4 separate regions of the Homo sapiens genome follow, and all the other regions are linked to region 3. The links are chromatin loops, found by intact Hi-C in ENCODE. Cell type or tissue: PC-9. All regions are shown on one strand. Links, peaks and the distances in the headings refer to the core of each region. The heading gives the core; the rest is flanking DNA. Region 1 has its middle 44 kb from the start of LINC02953. Region 2 has its middle 5.1 kb from the start of LINC02953. Region 3 has its middle 7.7 kb from the start of MYEOV. Region 4 overlaps LOC105369370 (a long non-coding RNA gene).

Region 1 (7,385 bases), core at 1,381-6,380, 80 kb before region 3:
GCATGGGGAAGGGGCAGCTGGAGTGCCCGGTTCAGAACCTCGAGCCCTGGCAATGCTGCTTCTGGCTGGGAAGCACTGGGAGAACCTGAGCCGGCTTGGGCCTCAGTTTCCCCTCTGCAAGCTGGACTCTCCAGAGAGCCCACCTGTCTGGGTTGGTGTTGTGTTCATGGGATTGTTGGGAGGAAGTATGGGAAGCCCCTTCCACGGTGCCCAGTTTAGGTGAGTGTGCCATAAATGATGGCTTGTTATCTGAGTGTCAGCACCACAGCTCTTCAGGAAAGCCCCCACTGGGGTGCTCTGCAGAAAATAAACCTGAAGCTTCAACTGGGCTCAGCATAAACTGTCCCCACAGGGACTTTCAGACACCAAAGTGACTCCCTGGCCCAACAGGGACCACTGTTGAGTGGCCCAGATGAGCAGGAATCTCCCTCACGAATCCATGCAGGAGGACCAAGGGCCCCAGGACCTGTGGGCAAAGAGCCCAGGCTCCTCCAGGGTTTCTTATAGCAGGAGGAGGAGGAGGATGCCTGGTGGCCCCATTGATAACAGTTGGAGACCCCGTCTCTCCATCCCCTTCTTGCCATCTCTCAGTCACTCCTTCCCCACAGCCTGGCCCTTAGGTGGGCTGTGAGGGGGCCCTGGGCACGGGATTGAGAGCAGCCCAGGAGCAGCGGCCCCCAAGTTGTTTTTCCCAATGCAACCTTTTTCCAATTAGAATCCACAGGCCTCTAGTCACTTAGACCTCCCAGAGGGCAGGCCACCTAGGGCAGCGGAAGGCGATAGCTTTTCCTGGGTGTGCTGAAAGCTGGGGCCACCACACCAGGCTCCATCCCCTGAACAGCAACCACTGTCCTCTTTGAGGAGGCCTGCGTTTTGGCAGAGGTGCTGACAGCTCCCAGCTAGGTCAAGGGCTCTCATCTGGCCTCTCCATCTCCTCCTCCTCAACCTCAAGGTGAGACGACCGCGGATGCACAAGGTGGGACGACCGCGGCTGCGCAAGGTGGGACAACCGCGGCTGCGCAAGTTGGGACGACAGCGGATGTGCAAGGTGAGACGACCGCAGATGTGCAAGGCGGGACGAGGGACGACCACGGATGCACAAGGTGAGACGACTGCAGATGCCCAAGGTGGGGTGACCACGGATGCCAAAGGTGCCCTAGGTGGCAGAGGACAGCATACTTTGTGTTTTCTTTTTTTAACTTTTGCTTTTACTGTCATTGGATATAGGCTTCCCAGGAAAGCATGGGGCCTCAGGCAAGGGGACCCTCTGCAGCTGACAGCTGTGCGTTTGGCAGGCCAGTCTCTAGCCCCTCCAAGCCAGCAGTGAGAGGCACACAGTTTGTGATATGTGCAGCAGATCCCCGTGGTCACGGCCCACTCCCACACCTCCTTGCTGCGAAGTGGGTCCCTTAGCCTGACTTGAGGCTCTGCGGGCTCCCAGGCTGGTGGATCACACACTCAGTAAGCCAAAAGGATGGTGCCGCTGGGGGGCTGGGACAGAAAAGACAAACTCTGACCTGAAGTTTGTGTCCACTTTAGTCCAGATGAATCTCCGATCTTTCAAGAGTTGAATATAGCCAACTGGCCAAGCAGCCAGCTGGCCTCAAGGGAGGGGCTTTACAGGGGACATTCAGCAGACAGTAGCTAGGTCAGCCTTAGTAAGTGAGGGCCCATCCTTGCCATCTCGGCTACCCTCTCCAGTGATCCATGGTGCCGGCCCTGGCATGGCCAGTGAGACTGACTGATGACAGCTGGTTGGACCACCTTGCCTACCTGATTGTTCAGTGCCTGTTTGGTGGCAGATGCTTCCTGGAAGGAGCGCAAAGACCTTCCTCTTTAATTCCCACTCCTGTACGCCCATCCATCAACCTCTGCTCCAGGCCTCTTGTCCCTCATCTTTCTCCTTCCGGGCCCCTGATGAGCTGGCCAAGCCATTCACTGCTGCCTCTCAGCCCCGGTGTTTTGACCTCAGGCTGCTCCTCTTCCCACACACAGCGGAGGGCCAGGTGCATTGCCTGAAGCTCTGCCCATCAGAAGTATTTGTGTTTCTTTCAAGGTCATCACTGAGCGAAGCTGTGGTTCAGCAGCTATCCACCTCAGGTTGTGCTCACCATCCATAAGCCATGCTCCAGCTTTTTCTTCTCTGGCGTCTGGCCCTACCGAGTTTACATGTGTCCCTAGATGTGAGCTGAGGGACACTGGAGCCGCAATGGTGAATGAGGCAGGGTTCAAGGACACCTGCTCATGCCTGCTAGTCCTCCTGGTGTTCCATCTCAGGTGGCCATCCTCTCTTATGATGCAGTCTTGCCAGGCACATCCAACTTATGATGTGGTGGAGCTGATAGAACCCAGCTAACGATGGGTGGCTGTGGCCACATGCTCCCCAGTCCTAGGAGAGGGAGGGACTGTGGCAAGGATTTGGGTGGTGAATGAAGCACTGGCCCCCAGGAAGGGGAGCCCAAGACAACCTCTGGCTCTCAGAACAATGGTATCGTGTCCAGGAATGCTCAGTGCTGAGTCCTCAAAACATTCATTCATTCATTTATCTAACAGCTCCCAAAACCGACTTTGTGACAGGGTCTGAGCAGAGTCCTAGGATGCAGAGAGGAATTCAGCCTAGTCCCTGCCCATGATGAGAGACAGGCAGTGAGAGTCACAGGGGGACAGACACCTTGTGGAAAGGAAAATCCAATTCAACTCACCCACAGTTTGAGTTCCCACCCAAGACTTAAAGCCTGGAAGACTTCCTGGAGGAGGGAGTGGTCTCTGAGTCTCCTGAAACTGACAAGCAATCCCTTCCAGATGGATTATCAATGACAACCGCATCACTGAGCACTCACTGTGCTGAACCATTTCCGCCCATTTCCTGTTCAGTCCTCACAGCAACTCACGGGCGGCCTTTGGGGCGAGTGGACCTGGGCTTGAATCCCAACCCTGGCTCTGATAGCTGGATGATCTTGACAAGCTGTGTCTTCATACCCCAGCGAAGGAACGCGAAGTTCAAGGGAGATACAGCTTGTCAGGGTCATCCAGCTATCAGTGCCAGGGTTGCGATTCAAGCCCAGGTCCACTTGCCCCAAAGGCCAGGCCCTTAAACCGTGGTGCTTTCTGGTGCTGTTCACCGTGGACGCCTGGCTCTCATCTCCGAGCCTGGGGCAGGCGCACTTCCGGTCCCTCTGCTGGCGGGAGAGTCATGTGACTGGAGCTGGCCAATGAGTTGCAAGGGGAGGAGTCGCGTTATTTCCCAAGCAGAGTATCTTATTGCAAGATTTCCCCGTGCTCCCCTGCCCTCTGCATATCTGGGAGGCCCCTGCAGGTGTGTGGGGTACACGTTGTGTGTGTGAGGAATCAGCCTTTGCTGTCTGGAGCTGCCGAAATTTGGCATCCTCTGTTCCTGCAGCACGACTTCCTCTATCCTGACTGATGAACACGGCTGGAGTCAGGCCTGCTGAGCCAGTGATTCGGGCGTGGCCTGAGTATCTGCTTGCTTGAAAACAGAGCCTTGGGGCTTTGACACAGGCCACATACAACGCCTGTGCTGGGTGGTCCTTCATCCTCTTGCAATGTGACCACAAACCCTGACCCTGTGTGATTCCCAGCCACGCATCTTTGGCGTCTCCTGCCTGTCCTCCTCCGTGTCTGCTCTCCATCCTCCTGTTGTGGTCTCCTTTGCAGCGTGCTCAGGCCCCAGCACGGCAGCTCTCCTCTGAGATTCCTGGGCCGTCAGGCAGGTGGGCCTGTTTGAGGTGCCCGGCAACTAAGGCCTCGTCCTGCGGACAGTGACCTTGGCCCTCGGCAGGCAGCAAGGAGCTGCCCTGAGAACGTCTCCTGTGTGCCCTGGGCACGTGGGTCTCTGCCTCCCAGACAGGATTCTCTGGCTGCTGTGGTCACCACAAGCCCAGCGGCCTGCCCCGCCCCTCCCCATGGACTCTTCCTTTTGCGCCACTCACGGTTGTGTCTGCTCTGTGCTCCCCCCGACCCAAGCCCAGTTCTGGACTCTTTGGGGCTATAGGAACTTGGAATGAAAGTTCCATGCCTGGTCCTCCACGCTGTCTGTGTAACCACCCACAGGGGCCTGCAGCATTTGTGTACACTTCCTGGTACAAGTGAGTCTGGTGGTGGTTTTGGATGGGGATCATTTACAGCAGTCCCGAGCCAGGAATCCAAAGCCCCTTTTGCCCCCTAGGGCAGTGGCTCTCATTTGTGGCTGCTGGGGCCACTAAGTCCTGAAGTTGTTTGCGAGCTCCAGATTCCAAGATGGCAGCCAGGTGTCTGCGGCCCTGGCACCAGTTGATCCTCGCTGGGTGGCTCTCCTTGGGGTCTGAAGCTTGATGCCATCAGGCCAGAGCACACTAGTGGCCAGAACCATTGGGCATCCTGACTGGCCCTTCTGCTTCTGGCCCGACCAGCCACTGGGGTGAGCTTGGCTGTGCAAAGCCTCCCTGCTCCTCCCAGGGGGCCCCGATCCTGCTGGAGGGAGCATTCTGGTTGCCCTGGCTCTGAGAAGGTTGCTTTGAGAGCCAAGGAGGTCACGAGGCTGGGAAGTTGCCCCAGGAATGTGCCCACTGGCTGTCCAGCCTTCCTACGCCTCACTGCCAGTGAGTGGCCACTCCAGGCCGGCCCCAGGGCAGGGCAGAGACCAAACCCCATGGCCCTGTCTGCAGACCTGAGTGTGGTCTGGCTTCCCAGCTGACCGAGGTTGGTCCCCACATAGTCCCAAGTTCCAAGCAGAGCCACCCAGGGCCCCTTTGTGGGCTCTGAAAAGACAAACAAACAGCTCCAACCGGTGGAAACATCTCTGACTCTCCCAGTTCAGACAGCCTGGGCCAGGACATAGAGAGACCCCAAAGGGAGCCGCTTCAGCAGCAAACAAGCCACAGCCTGTGTGCAGGGAGCTGACCAGACGCCCTGCAGCCGCCGGGAAGCTGGCAGAGACAGATGGCGTCTGTGCTCAATGGGGCACACAGGGAGCAGAGGCCTCCGCTGGAGCCCACCCGGCCACCCGCCCGGCAGAGGCTCCTGGGCCGGCCATGCAGGCAGGGAGAGGAGCGCCAGGAGGTGGGGGATTGGCCTGCCATGAGGCCCGCTGCGTGCCCGGGCCCTCCTGGAGTCGGGTTCCTCATGGTACCAGCAGCCATGGATCGTTGTGACAGCAGAGGAAAGGCCAAGGCACCCCACACAGGCCTCCCTGGCACAGGGAAGGCGACGGGGGCCGGTTCTAGTTAGAATCTGTCCTCTCGGTCTGGACCCTTATTAGTTAAGTGCTAATATTTTATCAGTACCTGATATGAACACCTGCATGTCAGCCACTGTTCTCAGGGCTGTCCCTGCTCTATCATCTCTTGGACTCCTCAACAACCCACAATGCAACATCCGGTGATGATTCTCACTTTGGGGATAGGGAAACTGAGACCCAGGGGAGCTCCATGACAGTGCCAGAGAAATTCAATCTCTGGCCCCAGTACTCTGCCTCTGCAGTGCTCTTGCTGAGCCCCTCCAGGGATAGTGCCAGCCAAGGAGTTTCATTTTTTCTGAGTCATGTTTTAAGAGGAAGGAAAGACCAGGCGCGGTGGCTCACGCCTCTGATCCCAGCACTTTGGGAGGCCAAGGTAGCCAGATCGCCTGAGCTCAGGAGTTCGAGACCACCCTGGGCAACATTATGAAACCCCGTCTCTACTAAAATACAAAAAATTAGCCGAGCATGGTGGCATGTGCCTGTAGTCCCAGCTACTCAGGAGGCTGAGGCAGGAGAATCGCTTGAGCCCCAGAGGCAGAGGTGGCGGTGAGCCAAGATCATGCCACTGCACTTCAGCCTGGGCAGCCGAGTGAGACTCCGTCTCAAAAAATAAAAATAAAAAATTAAGTAAAAATAAGATGAAGGAAAGAGAGCTTTTCATAAAGTTAGAAGGGAACCCATTCATCAAGCACCTACTGGCTCTTGGGCAAAGATTCTCCTCCTCCTGACTCCTGCCACCTCAGCGGCTGTGGCCTCACAGTCCACACAGTCTGTACTTCCTGGGGCCCTACTGTGTGCGGGATGGGAGCCATGTGCTTTCTGAGCCTGGTCCTACTTCATCTTCTCAGCAATGCTGTCAGGCAGGACTTTGTTTTTTTTCTTTTTCTTTTTCTTTTTCTTTTTTTTTAAGACAAAGTCTGTCTTTGTCGCCCAGGCTGGAGTGCAGTGGTGTGATCTTGGCTCACTGCACCCTCTGTCTCCCAGGCTTAGGTGATCCTCCCGTCTCATCCTCCTGAGTAGCTGGAACTACTGGTTAAGTTTTGTATTTTTAGTAGAGACGGGGTTTTGCCATGTTGGCCAGGCTGGTCTCGAACTCCTGGACTTAAGGGAATCTGCCCATCTCGGCCTCCCAAAGTGCTGGGATTACAGGCGTGAGCCACTGTGCCCGGTGGAGAGGGATTTTTGTTCAGCTTTTACAGATGAGAAAAAAGAGGCTAGAAATGGTTCACCTCGTGTGTCTGACTTTAAAATGTTGAGGGAAGATGAAAAGGGAAGGGCAGGGAGGATGCTGAGTAAGGGGGTGGCTATCCGCTGTCTCCACCTCTGCGGGGAAGGAGGGTCCTTAGCCATGCCCTGTCCCACAGTGACCAGCCTCGGCAGGTGTGGCGGTACTGAGCTTTGAAACGGACAGGCGTGAAAGCCAAACCCCAGGGGCACTGTGGTCCTTGTCACACCAGGTGCTGATGATCCTAACCTGGTTCTGAGCTCCACAGGGGTGTGCACCCCGCACCCTGTGTCCAGGGCTCACCCGGTGCCTGTGTGCAGAGGGCAGGGGCCCTGTTGGGATGGAAGGACACAGAAGCCCTGTGCCACCAGCTCTTGCAGGGAGAGCATAGCCCTCGCCAGGCCAGTGGTCCTGATAGCTCGGGTGCCAGCAGATGCAGTGTGAGCTCTGGAGGGCTCAGCGGATCTTCAAGGCTTCACGACGCCCCAAATCTCAGGCCTCAGGAACGGGAGGGCTCAGAGTAGGGCAATCCCAATTCAGGCTGCGTGGGGTCCCGGCTCAGGGAGAGCAAACAGGGAGAGACAGCAGCAGCTCCAGTGTTCAAGAGAGCAGGGGCGTGACCATCCCAGCCTCCAGAACCGCCTGGCCCAGGGCTCTGCACTCAGTAGGTACCAACTAATGCGTGCCAGGGAAGGAGCTGATGAATGGGGGCTGCCTCCCTGTCCAGTCCAGGCTGTGCCTCCCCATGGGTTTCCCCGGGGCACCTCCGCGAAGCCCAGTCCGGCTTGTGGTAGAAATGGCTCTTTCGTGGACCCGTGGCTGCTCATGTCCTTCGTGTGTGTCCAGCACGGGACACCCGGCCAGCCGTGTGGGTGACAGAAGGAGGTGCCCCACCCTGAAAGGACCCCTGAGCCCAGACCTCTA
Region 2 (7,385 bases), core at 1,135-6,134, 120 kb before region 3:
AATGTTTACATAATTAATATTAGTCAGTTAATAATATTAATAATTAATACTCAATGCAAAATAATATTAATAATAAGAGCATCCAGTTGGAGTTGCCAGGATGGAGATAACAATGACAAAAATGATGATAATGATTATCTAATGATCCACTCAGCCCTGGCATGGGTCTGACACCCACATGTTATTTTTTTCAGGTCTCATAATACTATTCCAAAGGTCCCCGTCCCTAGTGTCACTGTGAAGATCCTGAAGCTTGCACATGCTCGAGGCAGAGTGAGAGGCATGCCTTCTGTTCACCCGAGACCCACAGTCTGCTTTAGATCCCAAGCAGGTGTTTACGGCAGTTCTCCCCGAAGGACCCCAACCATTGCATGGCAGTTCTCATGGCTTGTTCCATTTGGTGCATCCGTAAGGAGACTCACCCCAGGGCTGGGCCAGGAATTTCACCCTCCCACCTGCTTCCGACTTACAGATGGGACCTGGCTGGGCCCTCACCGCTGTCTTACCCTGGCCAGGCGACTCAACTCAAAGGAAGCCACCTACGCTGTTCAACCTGGTTGGAAATGGAAAGGACTTTGGATGCCATCCAGCCGAGGACTGCCACACCACTGAGAGACCCAGGACACAGAGACACACGGCAGGCCACTGGCAGGGTCCTGCCAATGGGGTGGCTGACCAGAGCCAGGCCTGGCCAGTCCCAGCCCTCCTGCCAGCAAGGACGCAGATCAAAGCAGTGCATGGGCTGTTTGATTTTCTTGTAAGGTCTTGCTGAGTGGATAGTTTCACCCTGGGCTGCTCAGATCTCGGCGACAGAAAGGGAGAATGTGTCCTCTGTCCTCTCACGCCCTGTGTCTGTGCTCCTTGCAAAGGTTGTGAACACATTCACGTGGATTTAATTAATCGCCGCAGGTGCACGTCCACCTCTGCCTTTCCCTCTCAGTGGGTTCCCATGTTTCCACATGGTGGGTTGAGTGTCTGCACGCTAACTGGCTTAGACGTTTGGACGGTCTCCATTGTCAGCATCATTTATTCATTCAACAAACATCCACCGAGCATTTCCTGACCGCCAGATTCTCCTTTGGGTGCTGAGGGTGCAGCGGTGAACAAGTCACCATCCTCAGGAGCTGACATTCTGTAGTTCAGGGAGATGAACAATAAACCAAATAAACAGTAAGTAACCATGAGATGGACCATGTTGGGTGGGCATAAGTGCTCTGGAGAAAAACACACAGGCAAAGGAGTGCGGGGGGATTGGGCAGGTGCCTCTGTGGATACCAGGGCCAGCTCTGACCTTCCTGAGGGGGGCGGTCTGAGCAGGGGTGGAGGGGTGCCGGAGGGAAAACCTGGATGCCAGGGTTGGGGAAGTTGCTTCAAGAAAGCGCAAAGCCCCCAACACGAGAGCTTGACTGGTGGGGAAATGCGGGAGTTTCGGTGGGCTGGGGCAGGGTGAGCGACGAGCATTGAAATAACAGGACGTGGACGACGACGATCAGCAGGTCTGTCTCAGCAGGGGCCTCGTTACATGGGGCGGGGAGACTATTTCCTTGGGATCAGTGTTTAGGCCTAGAATCATTAGCTTTGGGGCTGCGTACATTTTCATGGCCCTGGCTCAGTAGTTGTTATTTCTGTACTGTTTTCCCTCGGTCCTGATCCAGTTTATAGTTACCACCGACAGGATATGATAATCATGCTAACCAACCCTTCCTGAGCACATGCGTGCTTCACACGTGTGAACCTGCTGATGCCTGCGTGAGCGTTGGCTTCATCACATCCTCCCCAGCACCTGCTTTTCTCATTTTAAAATAATTTTGTTAACATGAAGGTGTAGAACACCTCTCTCTGGACTTTGCTGATTTTAACTGGAATTTTAAAAATCCCCTAATAAGAAAGGCAGGCCAGGCGTGGTGGCTCACGCCTGTAATCCTAGCACTTTGGGAGGCTGAGACAAGCAGATCGCCTGAGCTTAGGAGTTTGAGACCAGCCTGGACAACATAGTGAAACCCCATCTCTACTAAAAATGCAAAAAATTAAGTGGGCGTGGTGGCGCACGCCTGAAGTCCCAGCTACTCCAGAGGCTGAGGCAGGAGAATCGCTTGAACCTGGGAGGCGGAGTTTGGGGTCAGCCGAGATCACGCCACTGCACTCCAGCCTGGGTGACAGAGCAAGACTCTGTCAAAAAAAAAAAAAGAAAAGAAAGGAAGGAAGAAAGAGAGAGAAAGAAAGAAAGAGAGAGAGAGAGAAAGAAAGAAGAAAGAAAGAGAGAGAAAGAAAGAAAGAAAGAAAGAAAGAAAGAAAGAAAGAAAGAAAGAAAGAAAAGAAAGAAAAGAAAGGCAGCCATAAGTGAACCCTAACACCAAGCTTGCAGAATTAAATGAGCAAATCGTGTCGCCTCTGCCTGCCTTTCTACCATCATTGCATACGAAGCTTGTTACTTATGTCTTCATCTCACTGTGTCCCCAAATCTGGGGCTGTGTGAGCTGATTTGGGGTGGGACACAGATGGCTGGGTTTTAGCCCTATTGTGAAGGGTGACTTTTAATGTGTAATCTATTTATGGCAAGTGACGTTGATCCACCACATATGGCAGTGCTATCAAGTAGCCAGTAAAAGTACATTTATTTAAGAAAATAAGCAGAGTGGAAGCATCGTGTCAGTGATGGGACAGGTGGTATTCAGCAGCCTCAAGGTGCTGGCGGCAGCTGATGTCTTAAAGACTGCACTGTCTCATTTAATCATCCCAAGCACGGATACTGGAGGGAGTCTTTTTTTTTTTTGAGACAGAGTCTCACTATGTCACCCAGGCTGGAGTGCACTGCCACAATCTCGGCTCACCGCAACCTCTGCCTCCTGGGTTCAAGCGATTCTCCTGCCTCAGCCTCCCGAGTAGCTGGGATTACAGGTGCGTCCCACCATGTCTGGCTGATTTTTGTATTTTTAGTAGAGATGGGGTTTCACCATGTTGGCCAGGCTGGTCTCGAACTCCTGACCTCAAGTGATATGCCTGCCTCGGCCTCCCAAAGTGCTGGGATTACAGGCATGAGCCACGGTTCCCGGCCTGGAGGAAGTCTTATTAGCCTCATTTCATGGAGGAGAAACTGGGGCTCCAGGGCATGGAGGCTGCCTGTGGCCACGCAGCCTGGGAGGCTTGTCAACCTCCTTTGACAAGCACGCCACCTGCATCACAGAACAGCTGCATTTCTAATGTCAGGCTTCTGCTTACATGCAGTTGGTCTTCTCCTGTGAATGGGGAAACTGAGGCCTTGGAAGTCAGTCAGCAGGTCAGGACACAGTTCAGCCCAGAGCCGGGGCTCTGGCCCCATCCAGGGGCTCCCCCAGCAGCCAACTCTGCCAGCCTTTGATGCCTCGCTGAGACAGAGGGTCTGGACAGTGGCCACTCACCCACTGGGCCCACATCCCCACAGGCCTGGGCTCTGGACGCTGGAGGCCTGAGGCTGCACCCCAGGTTGGGGCTGGCCTACCTGCCACGGGGCCAGGGCTGGGTGCTTTCTGCTGAGTCACTAACAAAGCTCAGGCCTGACCACAGGACATTTTTGAGATTCCAGGGCTGGTTCCACAACGGCCGGCATCGGCCCTGCGGCATGTCCGGCTTCACCCTGCCCAGAATCACAGCCTCACAGAGTCTAGAGGGCCCGTGGGGACGGGAGTCCTGGGAACCGAGGTTGGGAGACAATGGGTGGCCCCTCGGTGTGGTGTCCTCTGCTCACCCCTTAGCAGGACCCTGACGGAACTGGGTACAGGCAGAGATTCATCTTCATGGCAGGACTTCAGGCAAGAGAGGCCCCGGGGTTGAAGACAAGGGGCTCAGAGCTTGCTTTTTATACACTTTCAAATTTTCTCAGAGTAGAACAATTTAAAAAAATATAAAATATGGTTAAAAAATTCTCCTACTTAAGACTCCCAGACCCCTAGTTTTCCTCCCTAAAGGCAACTGACATTACCAGTTTCCTGGGTATCCATGCAGGGATATTTTATGCATAAACAACCAAATCTCTATACATGTCCATAGAGAGAGGCAGACGTATCTGCATGTGCATAAACACTCGTGTGTGTGTCCTTTTATCCCAAAGGAAACACTTCTTTTTCCCTTGACAAAGGACATCCTCTGCATCTAGCTTCTAGAAAGTGCTGCCAATTTGGGGACCAAGGGAGGGAGGCTGCAGAGGAACATCGTTTGGTCAAATGTGAAATGTGATCAGGAAGCCGGTGCTCAGCAAACTTATCTGAAGCTCTTGGGGACCCCACAAAGATGAGCGGGTCCCCTTCCCAATTTTCGGACCGTCTTGGCAGAGGCTCCCTGTCATCAAGGACCTGAGGTTGTCACAGCCGGATGGTGTGGGAGCTGGCACTGCCGGGGCTCCCGCTGCCTGGGACACGTACGGCTGCCCAGTGATCCTGAGCGCCGACCCCTGAGCACCTCAGTGTCCGTGACTGTGGAGCGGAGGTACGTGCAGAACCAGCTCTGTCTTCCCAGACACTGTCGCTTTGGTCTAAAGTGATGTAATGTTGCCACGGAAATTCTAATCCCTCCCATCAGGCAAAAATACTTCGATGGGACTGTGTTCTTTCAGCAGAGAGGGTGTGCATTTGAAGTATAGATTTGTTAAACATAGATGCTGAGAACATGACTCTGCTTGGCGTTCCATTTAATTGACCAGAAACCCGAAAAATGTCCTGGTCCTCTTCTTAAGTCTGGGGGTAGCTGCTGCCCCACTATGCACCATCGCTTATCTGTTCTTTTCTGCCCCCTGCAGCAGGGAAGGGGCTCTGGAAGGGTCTGAATCTGGTGTGTCCAGTGTGATCCCTGCACCCATGCCCGGAGCTGTGCCTGGGACCCTGCCCCAAGCAAAGTAATAATCTGAATGATATCCTCAAAGGAGCCTGGCTTGGGCTAACAAGGAAGAACTTCCAACGTGGAGAGCTGTCCTGGCACCATTTCTTCCTGCTGTATTAGTTGAAGACCTACTGTGTTCAGGGCCGTGAGCCAGGGCACAACCACCCCTTGGGAGCACACTCTGCCTCAACCCTGGAGTGGCTCCGAAATGAGTCTTCAGTCCACAAGACTGAGGGTTGCCAATCCTTCTCGGTGAGCCGTGAGGGTGATTCCTCCTTGGGCTTCAGGGGCAGGATGCCCTCAGAAAGATGCCCTCCACTGCCCCCGCACACTTCAGGCTCCCCATGACCCTATGTGGGGAAGGTGTTGTTGCAAGAGGCCCATGGGTGTGTGGGGGTAGTGGGGCTTGTTGGCTGAGCAAGAGCTCAGGCAATACTGCCCGGGTGGAGATTCTGGGACTTTGCACAAGTTGATTCACCTCAACCAGCCTCAATTTCCTTGTCTGTAAAATGGCGCAGTAGTAGTCCTTGTCTTACCGGGTTGTTATGCAACTTAAATAAGAATATCGAGGCCAAGCGCCTAGCCCAGTGCCTGACATGTCGAAAGTGCTTGGTGGGTGCCAGTCTTTCCCCTCCTCATCAAGTCCTGTGGCAGACAGGCCCCCCAGCAGAGCCGGACCTGCCCTGGGAGTCAGGGTAGGAAACAGATGAGGACCTCAGCCCGGGACTGGCTCCCCTTCGGCCAGCACTGTGCAATAGGAAGACTATGTCAGCCTCACCTATAATTTTTAACTTTCTAATGGTCACATTAAACAAAAAAAATTGGCTGGGTGTGGTGGCTCACGCCTATAATCCCAGCCCTTTAGGAGGCCGAGGCAGATGGATCACCTGAGGTTAGGAGTTTGAGACCAGCCTGGCCAACATGACGAAACCCCTCTCTCTACTGAAAATACAAAAATTAACTGGGTGTGGTGGCGCACGCCTGTAATTCCAGCTACTCAGGAGGCTGAGGCAGGAGAATTGCTGGAACCCGGGAGGCGGAGGTTGCAGTGAGCTGAGATCACGCCATTGCACTCCAGCCTGGGCAACAAAGCGAGACTCTGTTTCAAAAAAAAAAAATTCAATTTTTAATTTCTGTGGGTACATAGCAAGTGGTGGCCACATTTTAAAAAGTGAACAGGACAGGTGAAATACATTTTAATAATATGTTTTATTTAACCCAATATATCCAACATATGATGACAACATGCATTCGCCGTTGTGATTATTAGTGAAGTCTTTCACATCCCCTTTTTCCTACTAAGTCTTCAAAATCTGGGGTGTATTTTGTTCTTCCAGGGCATCTTGAAGCAGACCAGCCACGTTGCAAGTGCTTGGAGGCCACGGATGACTGGTGGCTGCTGTTCTGGGAGACAGAATCCTATAGCATCCCCAGTCCTGCAGCACACAGGTGGGACAATTCCAGCTTGATGTCTCAGCCAGCGGGTTCCCACGTCCTCCCCGCCTCTCCCAGGCAGAAGACAGAGTGACCCAGGTAACCAGGTATGGACAGGCGTATCCCTGGGAGAATTTTAGCAGGCTGCCCCAGCAGCAGGGTGTGTCTGTAACACCGTGCCCCCTGCCCCTCTCAAATCCACACAGTGGGCAGCTTACACAGGGACAGAAACCACACTGACTGTCGTTCCTGCCACCTGACTATTGTCCTGTGGCCCAGGGCTGCCCAGAGCCCCTTCCTGCCCAAGTGGCAGCTGGCCCGCTGGATCTGCAGGTGGGTCTTGGGGACACTTCTCATCAGCTCAGCCACGCCGCCCGGGCAGCTCCTCATGAAAGGCCTGCCTTGTGCGCCTGGGTGTGCCCAGGCCGCCGACGTCACCCGAAGCCCCTTCTCATAAATTCCAGCTCCGAGGTTTGCAGTTATCGGGAGGAAGTTTCCAATTGCTGGCTCACATGTGGGAAAATATGTAAGCAAGTGAGAGGCCCTTTTGTCTGGGGCTCAGAGGGGGCCAGTAACCAGGAGGGAGGGTGGCCTGTCCCCAGTGGCGGGTGCAGAGGAAGCGGCTGCGCTCAGGTTTAATGAAGTGCCATGAATCATGACCACCCATCAGGCGCAGATGCTATAAATCACCTGTGACGGGCTTGGCTTGTTTGTTCTTTCTGAAGCCAATACATTGATCAGGGCAGTGGACACGTGAGAAGGCTCACTGGAGGCTCAGACCCTCAGCGACCTGCCGAGGTGAAATCAAACCCTCTTCTTTTAACTTGCAGGAAAACAAGGCCATAAAAAAGGAACTCCTACTAATGAAACCTCCTAGATTCCAAGGAGGAAAACGTAGCTCTCAGACCAAGTCCGTTTTCGCCCTTGCATCTGAAAGGGAGTCCAGGGAATTGCTAATTTTGAACTTTCTATACACCCTTCCTGCCTCTGGATGTGGCCGCCTGACTCGAATTCCTTTGCACAATAAAATGAGGGGGAAAAAAATCACATCACTTCAGCAAAACACAGGCTCGATTTTTCTTGATTAGCGGAAAAGTGTG
Region 3 (7,385 bases), core at 877-5,876:
GGTCTCGAACTCCTGACCTCAAGTGATCTGCCACAACCATGTGGGGGGGAATTATTATTATCGTCATGTCCATGCTACAGAGGAAGAAACTGAAGATCAGCGAGGTTGCCAAGGACATGTAGCTAGAAAGCCTGAGCTCAGAACCCGTGCTCTTAATTAAGGCACCACACTGCCTCCCTTCTGATGAAGGCCCAGAGGGGCAAAGGAACCTTGGGAGGTCACACAGCAAGCTATTGGCTGTATACAAACCCAGGATTCCTGACTCCCAGGCCTCTGTTCTTGCACCCACATACTCCAGGTCCTCCATTTATTCCGGGGATAATACGAGCAGGTTCTTCATGGGAGAGAGACATAAAGGAAATTTCTCCTGCAATGAGGCACTTGTGAGATTCTTGAGAGAGATTAATAAAATCTTATCAAAGAGCACAGTGATTCATGCCAGCCCACCCTGTCAATCAGGAATCGGCAGAACTATAATTTCTATCAAACTATAATTAGCTGAATTTCCTTTTGTAATCTTGGGAATCTGAACTGACTGCAGCCTATCATTGGAGCCGTGGGATAATGATCAGCTGCTTCTCGTACAAAAAGGTTAGGAGTCAAAATGCCCTACGGGTCCCTTTGATGTTTAAAGAGGAATCATTAATGCAAAGACACGAAAAAATTAGTGGAATTTCAAATACAAAACAAATGTAGCCTTGTTGGGATCCAGGGTTTCATGGAGGGAGGGATGCTTGCCCGGCTGCTAAACCAGGATGGCTTCCTGGCCATGGCCACCCCCTCCTTGGACAAGTGCCACAGAGTGGGTGAGGAGTGGGGTCAGTATTTCTCTAGGGCCAGCATGGTGCCAGGTAAACAGTGCATACAAGAAGTAAGTGGAGAATGAATGAGTAGATGAATGAATGAATGAAGTGGGAGGGGTTGGTGTTTTGTTCCTACACATGAGCCTTTGCCATCTGTCATTCTACCTGGAATACCTTCCCCTCTTTCTGACTCTCTGCCTGGGGAATCTGCTGCTCAGCCTTCAAGACTCACCTCAAATGCCCCTTCCTTCAGGAAGGCTTCCTGGATTTCCTCCCCAACTTGGCTGCTCTCTCCTCAAGCTCCTGGGGCCTTAGTCTGCATTTCCTCTCCCGCTAACCCCAGTCAAGGCTTCTGTGGCAGGCACCACTCTGCACTGAGGATTTATGTCAATGAAATTGACTTGGGTCCCTGTCCAAGGGGGTCTGCATTCTATTGAGGGGAGACAGAAGGCAGGCAGTAACCTGTGCTCATCAAAAGGTGCTCATCAGCCTTTGTGTGTCCTTCCCCCATCAGGGAATCTCTGGGGAAGACCTCGTCTGCCCCACCTCTGTGTCCCCAGAGCTGAGGGGCATCATCAGAAAATGGATATTAGGATCACAGATCATAAATCTACCCTTAACCCCATCCCCCAGTCCCTTCTCAACCTGGCAGGCAGAGCATCCTTTCAGCAGCCTGAGTCGGACCCATCCTTCCCCTGCTCCCTAATCCATTCAAGCGAAAGCCAAAGGCCTTAAAAAGTCCTGCAAGGGTAGGACCAACAAACTCACCCTTTGAGAGGAGAAGGGGGCCCCATAAGAATACACTAGAGCGGAGAAAACGAAACTACTAGGGAAAGGGAGGGCCCACTGAGAATCACCCCAGAAACCCGACCACCACTGGTCTTCGCTGGACACCATGAACCACACTGTCCAAACCTTCTTCTCTCCTGTCAACAGCAGCCAGCCCCCCCAACTATGAGATGCTCAAGGAGGAACACGACGTGGCTGTGCGGGGGCACCCCACAACCCTGCTCCCCCGACATCCACTGTGATCCACATCCGCAGCGAGACCTCCGTGCCCGACCATGTTGTCTGGTCCCTGTTCAACGCCCTCTTCATGAACCCCTGCCGCCCGGGCTTCAAGGCATTCGCCTACTCCGTGTAGTCTAGGGACAGGAAGATGGTTGGCGACCTGACTGGGGCCCAGGCCTATGCCTCCACCGCCAAGTGCCTGAACATCTGGGCCCTGATTTTGGGCATCCTCACGACCATTCTGCTCATCGTCATCCCAGTGTTGATCATCCAAGCCCATCGATAGATCAGGAGGCATCATTGAGGCCAGGAGCTCTGCCCATGACCTGTATCCCACGTACTCCACCTTCCATTCCTCGCCCTGCCCCCGGAGCCAAGTCCTGTTATCAGCCCTTTATCTTCACACACTTTTCTACAATAGCATTCAATAAAGTGTATATGTTTCTGGTGCTGCTGCGAAAAAAAAAAAAAAAAAAAAGAATACACTAGAGCACGTGGGGCCATCCCAGAAAACTGGTCCCATGTCAGCCTCCCTGGGAGATGGGAGATTGTGCAGGATCTAGCCACTTCCCAGATTTGGTCCCCTCTGCCAGCCTCCCTACTGCTCCACAGCGGGGTGCGCTGTCCAGACACCCCCCATCCCTGCTCACCGTGCCCCCCCGATCCCATCCAAAGCCCTTCTCAGAGAGCACCCTCTTCCCTCACTCTCCTTTCTCTTTCCCAAGGTTCTGATTGCCTCCATAGCAGGCCAGGCCATGTGACTATGGTTACTGCCTGTCTTCCGTCTCCCCTCAATAGAATGCAGACCCCCTTGGACAGGGACCCAAGTCAATTTCATTGACATAAATCCTCAGTGCAGAGCGGTGCCTGCCACAGAAGGCTTGACTGGGGTTAGCGGGAGAGGAAATGAATGAAAAGGACAGGGTGCTCAGCGGTGCCGGCTTCCTGTGTCCCAGGTTCCTGCCATGGCAAATTCAGAGGCTGATGTATGGGCCTCATGGACCCTGAGACCACCAGCCCCAGCCTGGCCCCAGGCCCCGTGCCAGGCTCCCAGCGGCTGCCCTACCTGGCACCTACTGTGTGGGGGCCAGGCTACCACCCCGGCCTCTCTCTTCCCACCCCTGGGAGCCCAGCACTCAGGGTTCACCACCCTGGGTCCCTAAGCTCTTAGTGTAGCCCAGGCTTCCAGTTGGAGAGAGGCTCACCTCTCAGGCCCAGAATTGTGTTCCTGGTGGCATCTGACACCAGGACTCAGGACCTGCCAGAGGTGAGCCCTGCAGGTCAGAGGGCTGTGGGACACTCCTGGCCCCAGGAGGGACAGAGGAGCACCAGGTGCCCACACAAGTCACCAGAGGCGGTGCCTGCCGACAGCCCGACTACAGACGAGGACACGGAGGCCTGGAGCCGTGCATGGCCTGCCCCACACCCTACAGAAAGGAAGCGCTGGGACAGACACAGAGCAGGGCTGCCCACTCCGGAGCTGGCCTGGTCCACTGCAAAGGGGCCACAGGCCCTCTGCGGGAGAGCCTAGCCTGGGTGTGGCTGCTGAGGAGACAGGCAAGGGGGGCAGGTGAGTCACTTTCCTCTCCTCATCCCAGTGAATCTTAGTGAGCTGAGGGGCCCAGTGTTCCTCCAAATGACTGCTAAGGGGCCTCAAGGAGACAGGCACCTAGCCCTCCCATCTGCAGGGAACCCAGCCCAGTGAGGTCAGAGGGCTCCCGGGCTGGAAGGGACCCAGAGGGTGTCCACACCTTCCCGGAGGTCATCTTGCCCAGCCCTCTCTCCCTGCCAGGGGCCCATCAGGCAGGCCTGAGTGCCCTCCACACCCTTGGCAACTGCCCAGTGAGATTTCAGGGAGGTGGCCTCAGGGGTAGACACTGTATGAATGAAGGAATGTGTGGTAGGAGGTGACAGTGGTGACTCAGGGTGACTCAGCTGGAGCCTGCCAAGGGCCTGCTGAGCAGCTGTCTGCAGCCACAGTGGTCCCCAGCCTGCCCACCCTGCAGCAGGGGCCAGCTTCCCTTTCCCCAGGGCCCATCTCTCCTGCTGGCTTCATGCCCAGACATTTAGAAAATGGTGGGAAAGAGGGTGCATGGCAGGTGCCTTGGCTGAGCCTGGGAATGGAGTGAGGGAAGGCCTGTGAGCGGAAGAGAGAGGCGGGGGTGCTGCCCCTCCTCCTAGGAAAACCTGGACACTCCACCATAGAGGCCCATCTCATCCAGTAAATCCCCATAATCCAGACGGGAAACCAAGGCCAGGAGGGGAGAAGACTGGCCATGGTCAAGGGGCTGATAAGGCTGAACCAAGAAAATGACCCGAGTCTCTTGGTCCTAGACAAACCATTGGTCTTCTAGTTGGTGGAGGACATGGGCATTGTGCCACGCATGCCAAGTTTCCATCTGTGAAGCCGAGCAAGCCCCAGCACAGTCTCTGCTAGAAGCATCTCACATTACCCATATCCCAAGCGAGCCCCATCACAGTCTCTGCTAGAAGCGTCTCACATTGCCCATATCCCGAGCGAGCCCCATCACGGTCTCTGCTAGAAGCGTCTCATGTTGCCCATATCCCAAGCGAGCCTCATCATAGTCTCTGCTAGAAGCATCTCACATTGCCCATATGCCTGAGATGACCCAGGTGCTTATTTCACTTTCTACCAACCCCCTATAACATCTATCCACTATCTATCTGTCCATGCATTCATCCATCTATCCACATCCACACATTCATCCATCGTTGATCAATCCATCCTTCCATCTGTTCATCCCTCCATCCATCCTTCCACCCTTCCATCCATCCTTCCACCCTTCCATCCATCCATCCATCCATCCATCATCCGTGCATTCATTCATCACTTATCCATCCACCCATCCCTTCATCCATCCACCCACTCATCCATCTTCCCTTAGACCATCCACACATTCATTTATCCATTTATCCTTCCACATATCTGTCTGGAATTCATACCCTTCGGTTAGTGGATAATTCATCCATCAATTCCTTATTCATTAAACAAACCCTAGGAAGCCTTGACAGGGTAGCCAGTCCTGTGACTTCCCCCTGACCCTCAGCCTTCCACACCCTACTCCCTCCTCTCCAGCCATCAAGCCGTGCTCATCCCAGCAGGCCCCAGTGACTCAGACACGCATGGTCCATGACTTTCAGGAGCTCATAGTCTCAAGGGACAGACAGGATCTGAACCCAGAAAACTCTAAACCAGGCAGAACTGCCAATGCCTCCACCCCTCTCTGTCTCCAGGATGGTGGAGTCCTTAGTCCCGTTCCTGCTGCTGCTGGTCTTTGTTCCTCACCTGCTGGGGATGGGGAGGACCCGAGCTCCCCATTCTCGCACCAGCTGGCTTGGGGAGAGGGGTCGATTCTGAGGGGAGGAGGACTGGGACGGCAGAGAATGAGCAGTGCCTGCCACTTCCTGCCTGGCCTGAGCTTGCCTCCCAGTGCTTCTAGGAGTGGTCTGTGGACCTTCCCAGTGCCTTGAGATCCCCAGATAAGAGGGAGTTCCAGAGGGGCAGCTCAGCCTCATAAAACCAAAATGGGTTGCGTTCTTCCTGTTGTGTTTTTATCATCATGACACCACAGAGCTTTCACATTTCAAAGTGCCTTGCCCCTGTGATGGTTTCATCCCCGCAGCAGCCATGGCCAGAGGGTCAGGGAGGGTGGCGAGAGACCCCTGGACTGCGATTCGGATGACTCCGGGAGCACCTACTGCATGACCTTGGACAGAACTTGCCTCTTAGGCCTCAGTTTCCTCAACTGCAGAAGGAGAGACAACGCCTCCTCACAGGGGCAGCACCAGGGTGAAATGAGACCCTGGATAGGAGACCCCAACACAGTGCCATGTGCATTGTGCTGCACGAAGCTGTGGTCAGCCGGGCGGGGCCAGCCAAGCACACAAGCCTGCAGGGGTTCCTCACCGTGCTCAGTAAAATGTCCAAGCCACTCAGCCTGGCCGACCCCCTGGCCTGGCCTCCATCCCCGCTCCACACCACCCAGACCCCCCACACACTCCTCTCCAGCTCCGACACACCAGGGTCTCTCCTGCACTCAAGCCTTGCACTTGCTGTCTCTCTGCCTGGAGACCCCTCCCTGCCTCTCCTCCCAGCCAGTCCCTTCCCCTAGCTGGTATCTCATCCTTCAGGCTCTGCTCGGATGCCCCCTCTTCCAGGGAGGCTTCTGTGATGCCCAGATTGGGTGGCCCCCCTCCTCTGCATCTCCCCTGCTAAGGGGGGTTGGCACTGGGCGTCCTTACCATCCGGGACTGCTGTTCTGTCTCCACCATCAGATTGGCAGCATGCGGTGGGGGAGAACATCAGAGTCACTGATGTGCGCAGAGGGCCAGTGGGGCCTGGCACTGAGGGGCCACAGGATCATCTGATGCGTGGAGAATGAATGATGCCAGCATGACCCCGGGCTCCCTGTGGACACCTGGAAGCTACTCGCAGGAGGCGATACGAGGTTGGGTTTAGGAGCCTGTGCCCCAACAGGCATCGTTTTCTTCCCATCCCCTTCTCTTCCCTCCCCCTTGGATCCACCCCACACTGAGAGGTGGGAACCACAGAGGGAGCTGGACCAGTCAGCAGAGGCCATCCTCCCTGGGCCTCCCAGCTCTGTGCTGAAACAAGGATGGGTCAGTGGGGCCAGGGGAAGCGCCAAGGTGCTCAGACCCAACCCTCAGCTCCTATAGAATCCTGAGTTTGAGGCTCTGCGCCAGGCCCCTGTGGGGGTGAGCTGGGAGGCACCGTGGGAGACAGAAGCATAGTGGCGGGAAGGGGGGGTCCTGACAGAGGCCGTGGGGTGGACAAACTCAAGCCTCTTAAACCCCAGGAGCACCCTCACTGGCCCCTGCAAACTTGCAAACACCCTGTGAACTGGCTGTAGGGCTGCGGGCCGGGCAGCCCAGGCAGGACACAGGAAGCGGGCGGGTCGTGTTTTTGTGAATGAAACTGCAGCCCAGCTTCCTCCTGGTCTCCACGCCCTGCTGGCCTCGCTTGACCACTCCGTAACCTCAGGCAAAGCACTGGCAGAAAGGGGGAACTTCAAAACGAAAGTGTGAGTCAGACAGGAGAAGGAAACGGAGAGAGAAATTCTTGTTTCACGGAGGCCTCACATGAGACCTGACCTGGGCTGGAACTGCAGCCTGGCCCCCAGCAGCTCCAGTCCCAGGGATGTCCACCTGCAGCCTCGGCCTGCTCGCCATGCCTGGCCCCCAGCCCCTCCAACACCATCTGGATGGGGAGGGGCCACCCACACCCCATCTGGGGCCCTCGACAAGGACGGCTGCAGAGGGTTCCCCGACAGTCATTTCCCATTGATCCCAGGAATGTTGAGTGAGCACCTACTGTGTGCCCGGCCTTGTGCTGTGAACGAGATAAGTAGGGCCCTGCCTTCATGGAGCTGACAGTCCACACTGGGGGCCGTTAACATGGGGAGCAAGTTGAATAGAGTTTGGGGTTGTTCCTTGTGTTACTATGGAGATAAATAGGTTGCTATGACGGACTGGCAGTATGTACGTGGGAGGAGGTGGCATGCAGCTGGGCTCGGAAGGAGGAGATGGGAC
Region 4 (7,385 bases), core at 952-5,951, 51 kb before region 3:
CACAGGCAGCGGGTAGTGCAGAGCCCTCCCCGAGCTGGGCCAGGTCTGGCACAGGGGTCCCAACCCTAGTGGGTTCCCAGATAGGGGCTGAAGAGTCCCTGAGTCCCCTGAGCTCCCGGTGGACTCCACTGTCTCAGTGTGCCAGCCCAGTCTTCACTCCACCCACTGGGGTGCTCCTGGGCAGTGGGCAGACCTCCCGCTCTGTCCTCCTGGCCCAGCATGGAGGTCTTCGGGGGCGGGAGAACAGTGAGGTAGTCCCCCTTTACCTGCGGGTGCACTGTGCCTCGTCAATCAGTCTTCCAAGCAGCCTTTGAAACTGCTTCCCTCTCTACAGACGAGGAAACTGAGGCTCACAATGCTTACTGTACATGCTTAGAGTCCAGTGTTTCCTCTTCCCTCCCTCCCTTCCTTCCTCCCTCCTTCTTTCCTCCCTCCTTCCCTCCTTCCTTCCTCCCTCCTTCCCTCTCTCCTTCTTTCCTTCTATTCTTCCCTCCCTCCCTCCATCCATCTTTCTTCCCTCCCTTCCTTCCTCCCTCCTTTCCTTCCCTCTCTCTTCCCTCCCTCTTTCCCTCCTTTCTCGCTCCTTCCTTCCTTCTCTCCTCCCTCCCTCCCTCTTTCCTTCCTTTCTTCCTTCCATCCATCCTTTCCTCCTTCTCCTCTCCCTCCCTCCCTTCTTTCCTCCCTCCTTCTTTCCCTCCCTACTCCTCTCCCTCCCTCCTTCCTTCTCTTCATCCTCCCCCTCCCTCTTTCCTTCCTTTCTCTCCCATCCCATCCTATTGTACAATAATGTAATAATGCTTCGCTGGGCACGTGGCCTCCCAGATAAACACTGCATTTCCCAGACTCCCTTGCAACACATCCCAGCCATGAATAAGTTCTGATTGAGGCCACTCCAGCTGAAGCTCCATAAGCCCTTTTAAGCCTTGCCCTTAATGGCAAGAGGTGTCCCCTCCTCCCTCCCCATCTTGGACCCAAGATGGAAGTGACTTGCTGAGGATGGCGAGGGAGAGAGATAGAAGGAGCCAGGCCCCTGGCACTGTCAGGCCACCAATCAGCCCTGGGCTGCCTATCTCCCTTTTATGTGAGATCTTGACGCAGGGATTGAGCCCCTGTGTTTTTAGGTGTCTTTGTTGCAGCGGTGTAACTAACTCATGCAGAATTGCCCCAAGCTTCGATCTGGGGACTCACATCTTTTACCACCATGCGCTTCGGCCTCTTTATGTTTCATTTGGGCAGTTGGATCTCAAGGGGTCTCGCTGCCAGCAAAATGAACAAGCTGCAGGCTACCAGGGCACCACGGTTTGGTTGGCTCTGGGCTCTCAGCTCTCCATACCCAACCCAGGACCTGGCCCAGGGCAGGGGACCGGCAGAGTCTGAGAGTCCCAGAGCCTGGACCTGGGTGGGTGCTTTGGGAGGCACAGAATAAGGAGGGCGGCTAATGCATATCCAGTGCATTTGGGAAGGGTGCTGGGCTGGGCATGCCTCTGTGTGGTCTCCATCCATCTCTTGGGCACCTGCAAGGGGTTTGACCCAAGGCTAGGCACTTCCCACATGGTCCAGCATTCTTTACTTTTCTTTTTTTCTTTTTTGAGACAGAGTCTCGCTTTGTCACCCAGGCTCGAGTGCAGTGGCAGGATCTCGGCTCACTGCAACCTCCACCTCCTGGGTTCAAGTGATTCTCCTGCCTCACCCTCCCAAGTAGCTGGGATTACAGGTGCCCCCCACCATGCCTGGCTATTTTTTATTTTTTATGTTTTTAGTAGAGACAGGGTTTCACTATGTTGTACAGGCTGGTTTCGAACTCCTAATCTCAAGTGATTCACCCACAGCTTCATCGAGGTGGAATTCACGAACCAGCAGTCCACCCATGTGAAATGTGCAATTCAGTGGTCTTCAGTATATTCAGACTCGGGCATCCAACACCAGAATCAATGTTAGGATATTTTCATTCTCCTGGAAAGAAACTCCACACCTTCCAGCCATGCCCCACAACTTCCCCACCCCCCATTCATTCCCCAGCCCCAGTAACCACCCTTCTACTCTATCCCTCTACAGACTTGCCAACTCTGGGCATTTCATTAAATGGAATTCTACGACATTTAGTTTTGTTGTGACTGGCTTCTTTTACTTGGCCTAATGTTTTTGAGGTTCATGCATGTTTGCAGCATGGACCAGGAGTGCATTCCTTTTCAGGGCTGAATAATATTCCCTTGTGTGGCTAGACCACAGTTGGTTTCTCTGTGCGTCAGTTGCTGTGGACATTGGGTTGTTGCACTGTGGCTGCTGTGGATGGTGCTGCTGTGAGCTTGGCTGTGCAGGTTTTTGTGCAGACATGTTTTCTGTTCTCTTGAGCAGGTACCTGGGAGTGACTTGCTGGGCCCTGTGCTAATGCTGGTTAACCCTTTAGGTTCCTTGTTGCACTGGAACTATGCAGACTGTGAAGGCGGCCTGGGCTTCTGTCTGGCTCCAGCATCTGCAGCTGGCAGCCTTGGGCAAGTCCCAGCAGCTCAGATTCTGCCTTTGCTGTCAGTAGCACAGCAGGGGGCAAGCATGTGTGTGAATTTGCAGGGGGTCCTGTAATTCATAGCAGGCCCACTGGGGCTGCTCACCGAGCTCCATTCTCTCCCCCTGGCTGAGGCGGTCAGAGGGGATGAGACAGAGAGATGCATAAGGATCCACCCTCCCAGCCGACCTCCTGCTGCCCTGAAACCTGCTGCTGAATTTCTCTGGGCCCAGCCTGGGGCTTTGCACACCTGCCCACTAGCCCCTGACGACACCATCTCAACCCAAAGCTCCCTCCCCGGGCCTTGAGTTATCTGGGGAGGGGGGCGTCATAGAGCCCTCAACTCTCCCTCACACCCATGGCAGAGGCTGGGCCTGCCCTGGAGCCGATGAGGACCTTGCAAGGGGGTCTGCCACAGTCCTGGGGGGTTCCCTCCAAGGGAGGGACTGAGCCCCACCCATCCGTGACTCTGTCTTGACGTAGGCTCCTGCCCCAACCCCAGGTCACTGTCTCTTCTCCACGATTGCAAGTGACCTTAGCCCCGCTGCACCGTTGGAAGGGACGTCGGCCTGTGTGGGTGGCAGTTGGTATGTGGACTCAAGACCTGCGGCACCTCTCAAAGGCTCGCGTGGCCCCCGGACACCCCTGGTGGCCCTGCCCTGACCCCAGGCGTAACCTCACCTGGGCCCTCTGATTCAGCACCCACAGGGCCCCTGTGAAGCAGATGCTATCACCATTGCCCCTTCACAGATGAGGAAACTGAGGCACAGAGCAGGAAAGAAACTTTACCATGGTGACACTTGCGGCAATTCAGAGCCTGCTGTCACTCAGGGACCTCATCCGGCCTTCACTGCCCACAGCACTGCCCAGGGTCAGCACCAGTGCACCTTTGGGTGGGATGGGAAGCTGTGAAACCCAGAGAGGGACAGAAATGGGCCCAGGAAGCAGCCCAGGCCAGTCTGGGAGGTGGCTCTCCACCATCACCTTCTCTGATACTCAAGGTGAGGCTGTAGGGGTGGGTGGGAGTGGGGTCCCTGCATCTGGAGGGCAGGGTAGGATAAGCAGGGTCCCTACACCACCTTGTTCTTGCTCTGTGACCAGAAATGCTGCACATCCCTGAGAAACAGTTCTGTTCTCTATCAAATGGCAAAACCTATCATGGGAATGCTTGTTGTAAAGGCTACTAGTATTTACATATCAGGTATCAATAAGGATAATAAATTGTGAGCTTATTATTTGCTAGCCCTATGCTGAGTGTTTACTAATGATTGCTTCATTTAGCCTGAAATGTGAATTCAGATCAGATTTCAGAGCTGACATTCATAATTGCTACCTCCTCCCACAATAATCATTTAACAGCTGCCATTTACTGGGCTCTGGCTCTGGTAGGCTGCAGGCTGTGATTTCATGTGACTTCTTACTTGATCCTCATGACAACCCTCTGAGTAAGTACTGCTACCATAATCTCCACTTCACAGAAGAGGAAACTGCAGCTCAGCGAGGGTGAGTCACTTGCCCAAGGTCACACAGCTGGTCTGCAGCAGAGCTAGGATTTGAGTCGGGGTTGTGTGGCTGTAAGAGACATGCCTGTAGCCATTCTGCTCTGTGCTGCCTCCTAAAATGCCCAGCCTGTTGTCCTAAACTGGAAACAGCCCAGCTGTCCATCAGCAAGGGACTAGATCAATAGACTGCAGTATGTTCATGCAATGTGGTATCACCCAGTAATGAAAAGTCATGAACTATTTCTACATTTAACAGCATGGAGGCATCCCACAGATACTATGTTTTAAGAAAAGAAGCCAGATGTTTTAAAACACATATTGTGTGGTTCTGTTTATGTGATATTCAGGAATGGACAAAACTAACCAATGGTTAAATAAGTCAGAATGATGATTACTTGTGAAGTGAGTACACCCTTGGAGTGGGAATTCTGGAGGGACTAGAAATGATCCACCTATTGATCTAAGTGGTTGTGATTGTTCATTTTGTGGGCCAGCTAGGCTGGGCCACAGGATGCCAGATAGCCAGTGAGTGATTTCTCGGCGTGTCTATGAAGGTCTGGAGGAGACTGGCATTTGAATTCATGGGCTGAGTCAAGCAGATGGCCCTTCTCAGGGTGGGTGAACACCATCCAACCTATTGTGGGTCTGAATAGAACTAATAGATGGATGAAGGGTGAATTAACTCTGCCTGATGGCCTGAGCTGAGACATCAGTCTCTTTCTGTCAGCACTCATGGTTCTCAGGCCTTCAGATCTAGATTGGAATCAACACCATTGGTTCTCTGACTCTCAGGCCTTCAAACTACACCACTGGCTTTCCTGGGTCTCCAGCTTGCAGAGGGCAGCTTGTGGGACTTCTCAGCCTCCATAATCCTATGAACCAATAACTTACGGTAAATAAAGAAATACACACACATGCGCACACACACACACACGCACACACACACATATGCACACACGCACATCCACACACACAGGCACACACACACATCCATGCACACACACCACACACACACATCTCCTGTTGGTTCTATTTCTCTGGAAAACCCTGACTATTATAGCAGTGGTTATGTGGATGCACACATATGTATGAATCAATAGCCTGCTAAAACAAAGACATCTACATAATTCAGAGGATCTTAACAGAATGTAGAGTCTATATAATATGACATTAAGATTGTCTATGATACAATCCAAAATTATTTGACATACAAAGAAACAGGAACATGCAGCCCATTCTCAAAGGATAAAAAAATTAACAGATGAAAGCACCAAGATGACTCAGACATTGAAATTATCAGACAAAGAATTTAAAGCATCTACTACAACTCTACTCAATGAGATCAAGGAAATACATTTGAAATGAATAAGCAAATAAGAAATCCTGGCAGAGAAAGTATTAAAAGAGGATATTGGAATTTTAGAAATAACAAAGAAAATATTTGAAATGTTTAAAAATCACTGGATGGATCAATAGCAGAATGGAAATGAGAAAGGCAAAAGTCAGCAAACCCATAGATCAATAAAATGAGTCAATCAGAAGGACACAGAGGAAAAAAAGATTGAAGAAGGAAAGGAACAAAGAGCATCAGGAACCTGTGAAGCCATATCCAAAGCTCTTAAACATTATAACTAGTCCAGAAAGAGAGGAGAGTGAGATGGGAGCAGAAAAATCTTTGAAGACATGACTGAAAATCTTATATATTTAGTGTAAGACATAAGTTTACAGATTCAAGAAACTCAGAGAACCCCAAACAGGATAGAATCAAAGAAACCATGCATAGAGCAACTACATACACACAGGGAAATGCAGCCAAACAGCCAACAGATAAATTAATATGGAATACTATAAAATATTCAAATAATCCAAAAGCATGCAGAGAAAGGGGAATAAAGGAACCAAAAAAGAGAAAAGATCAGCATTAAATGTTAATGTTCTAAACACTCCAATGAAAAGGAAGAAATTGACAATATGGATTTTTAAAAGCAACACCCAATTATGTGCTGCCTACAAGAGATTTACTTTGAATACAAAAACACAAATAAGACAAAAGTAAATAAACTGAAAAGAATAAACACAAGATGCAAAGAATAAACACAAGATGTCAGGGTGGCTATAATGATATTAATTAATCAATATGAGACATTATTAATAATAATTACTCAATAAGATGTTAACTAATGTTAATAATTATGCATATTGATCAGTTAATTAATAATAATTACTTAATATTATATTATGAGCAATTATTTTTAATTACTCATATAGATTAATATTAATACTTATGTTGATATTAATATTAATAACTTTCAATACAGCAATATCAGAGATAAGGAGAGACATTTTACATAATAAAAGGAATGATTAGAAAGGCATAAAAGTGTAAATTTTGATTTGTCTAAAATATATAATATAGCTTCAAAATATATAAACAAAATTAATAAAGGGAAGAAATGCACACAAATCCCACTATCACAAAGAGAGATTTTAATACCCTTTCTCAGCAATTAAAAGAACAAATATATAAGAAATTAGTAAAATAATTAATAATAATTACTCAATATGATGTTAACTAATGTTAATAATTACACTTATTGATTAATTAATAATTACTCAATATATTAATATGAGTAATTATTTTTAATTACTTATTTAATTGAAATTAAATGGCAAAAACCGCAATTACTTTTGCACCAACCTAATATAAACATAACTATTCATCACCTTGATCTGACTGATAACTATAGCACACTATACCTAGCAACTGTATGTGGTACATTTCACCAAGAAAGACCATATGCTGGGCCAGAAAACAAGTCTCATTAATTTTAAAAGAATAGAAATCATGTAGGGTGTGTACTCTGACAACAACTGAACCTAATTAGAAATCAGTAATAGTAGGATGTCTAGCAAAACCCCAAATATCTATAAATGTTTCATGCGTCTACAAATGACTCATGAATTCAAGATGAAATCACGAGGGAAATCAGAAAATAATTTGAATTGAAAGACAATGAAAATACATCCTATCAAAATCTGTGGGATTCAGCCACAATAGTTGTTAGAGGGAAGCTCAGAACTTTAAATACTTACATTAGAAAGCAAGAGCAATCTAAAATCAATTACCTGAAGATCCACCTTGAGGAGTTAGAAAAGAGAAGAGCAAAGTAAAGCCAAATTAAGTGGAAGAAAGGAAAAAATAACAGTAAGAGCAGAAATAAATGAAATAGAAAACAGACAGACAAAAAAGAAGGAAAAAAAGCCAAAAGTTGATTATTTGAGATCAACAAAATTAATAAACTCTTAGCTAGACTGTTGAAGTAAAAACGAGAGAATACAAACTACCAGTGCAGAAACTGAAAGGGTATTTATTATTAACA

Evidence for each region. Peaks named below come from ENCODE experiments on the same cell type or tissue, not always from the same donor. Only the 100,000 strongest peaks of a DNase experiment are listed, where the experiment ranks them.
Region 1: it touches region 3 in a loop (8-fold over the local background); 5 of 110 quality-filtered maps call a loop at or near these places.
Region 2: it touches region 3 in a loop (9-fold over the local background); 14 of 110 quality-filtered maps call a loop at or near these places.
Region 4: it touches region 3 in a loop (3-fold over the local background); 10 of 110 quality-filtered maps call a loop at or near these places.

The regions. Positions count from the first base shown.
Region 1 is chr11:69,378,301-69,385,685 of GRCh38, reverse strand. No RefSeq gene overlaps it. Among named protein-coding and RNA genes, the nearest start is that of LINC02953, 44 kb to the left of the region's middle. In PC-9, for the core only: no CTCF peak of the experiment used is centred there; DNase peaks (open chromatin) are centred at 3,305 and 4,563; H3K4me3 peaks cover 1,368 bases; H3K27ac peaks cover 3,748 bases.
Region 2 is chr11:69,416,873-69,424,257 of GRCh38, reverse strand. No RefSeq gene overlaps it. Among named protein-coding and RNA genes, the nearest start is that of LINC02953, 5.1 kb to the left of the region's middle. RefSeq lists a cis regulatory region at 3,508-3,518 and enhancers at 3,441-3,585, 3,145-3,719, 4,294-4,869. In PC-9, for the core only: no CTCF peak of the experiment used is centred there; a DNase peak (open chromatin) is centred at 3,547; H3K27ac peaks cover 2,932 bases.
Region 3 is chr11:69,298,121-69,305,505 of GRCh38, reverse strand. It overlaps the pseudogene IFITM9P. Among named protein-coding and RNA genes, the nearest start is that of MYEOV, 7.7 kb to the right of the region's middle. RefSeq lists a silencer at 5,795-5,983 and enhancers at 6,764-7,023, 6,777-7,385, 7,180-7,385. In PC-9, for the core only: no CTCF peak of the experiment used is centred there; DNase peaks (open chromatin) are centred at 3,665, 4,975 and 5,305; H3K4me3 peaks cover 3,182 bases; H3K27ac peaks cover 4,722 bases.
Region 4 is chr11:69,349,525-69,356,909 of GRCh38, reverse strand. All of the region lies in intron 2 of LOC105369370 (a long non-coding RNA gene), which reads right to left. Among named protein-coding and RNA genes, the nearest start is that of MYEOV, 59 kb to the right of the region's middle. In PC-9, for the core only: no CTCF peak of the experiment used is centred there; DNase peaks (open chromatin) are centred at 3,879 and 5,289; H3K4me3 peaks cover 525 bases; H3K27ac peaks cover 2,813 bases.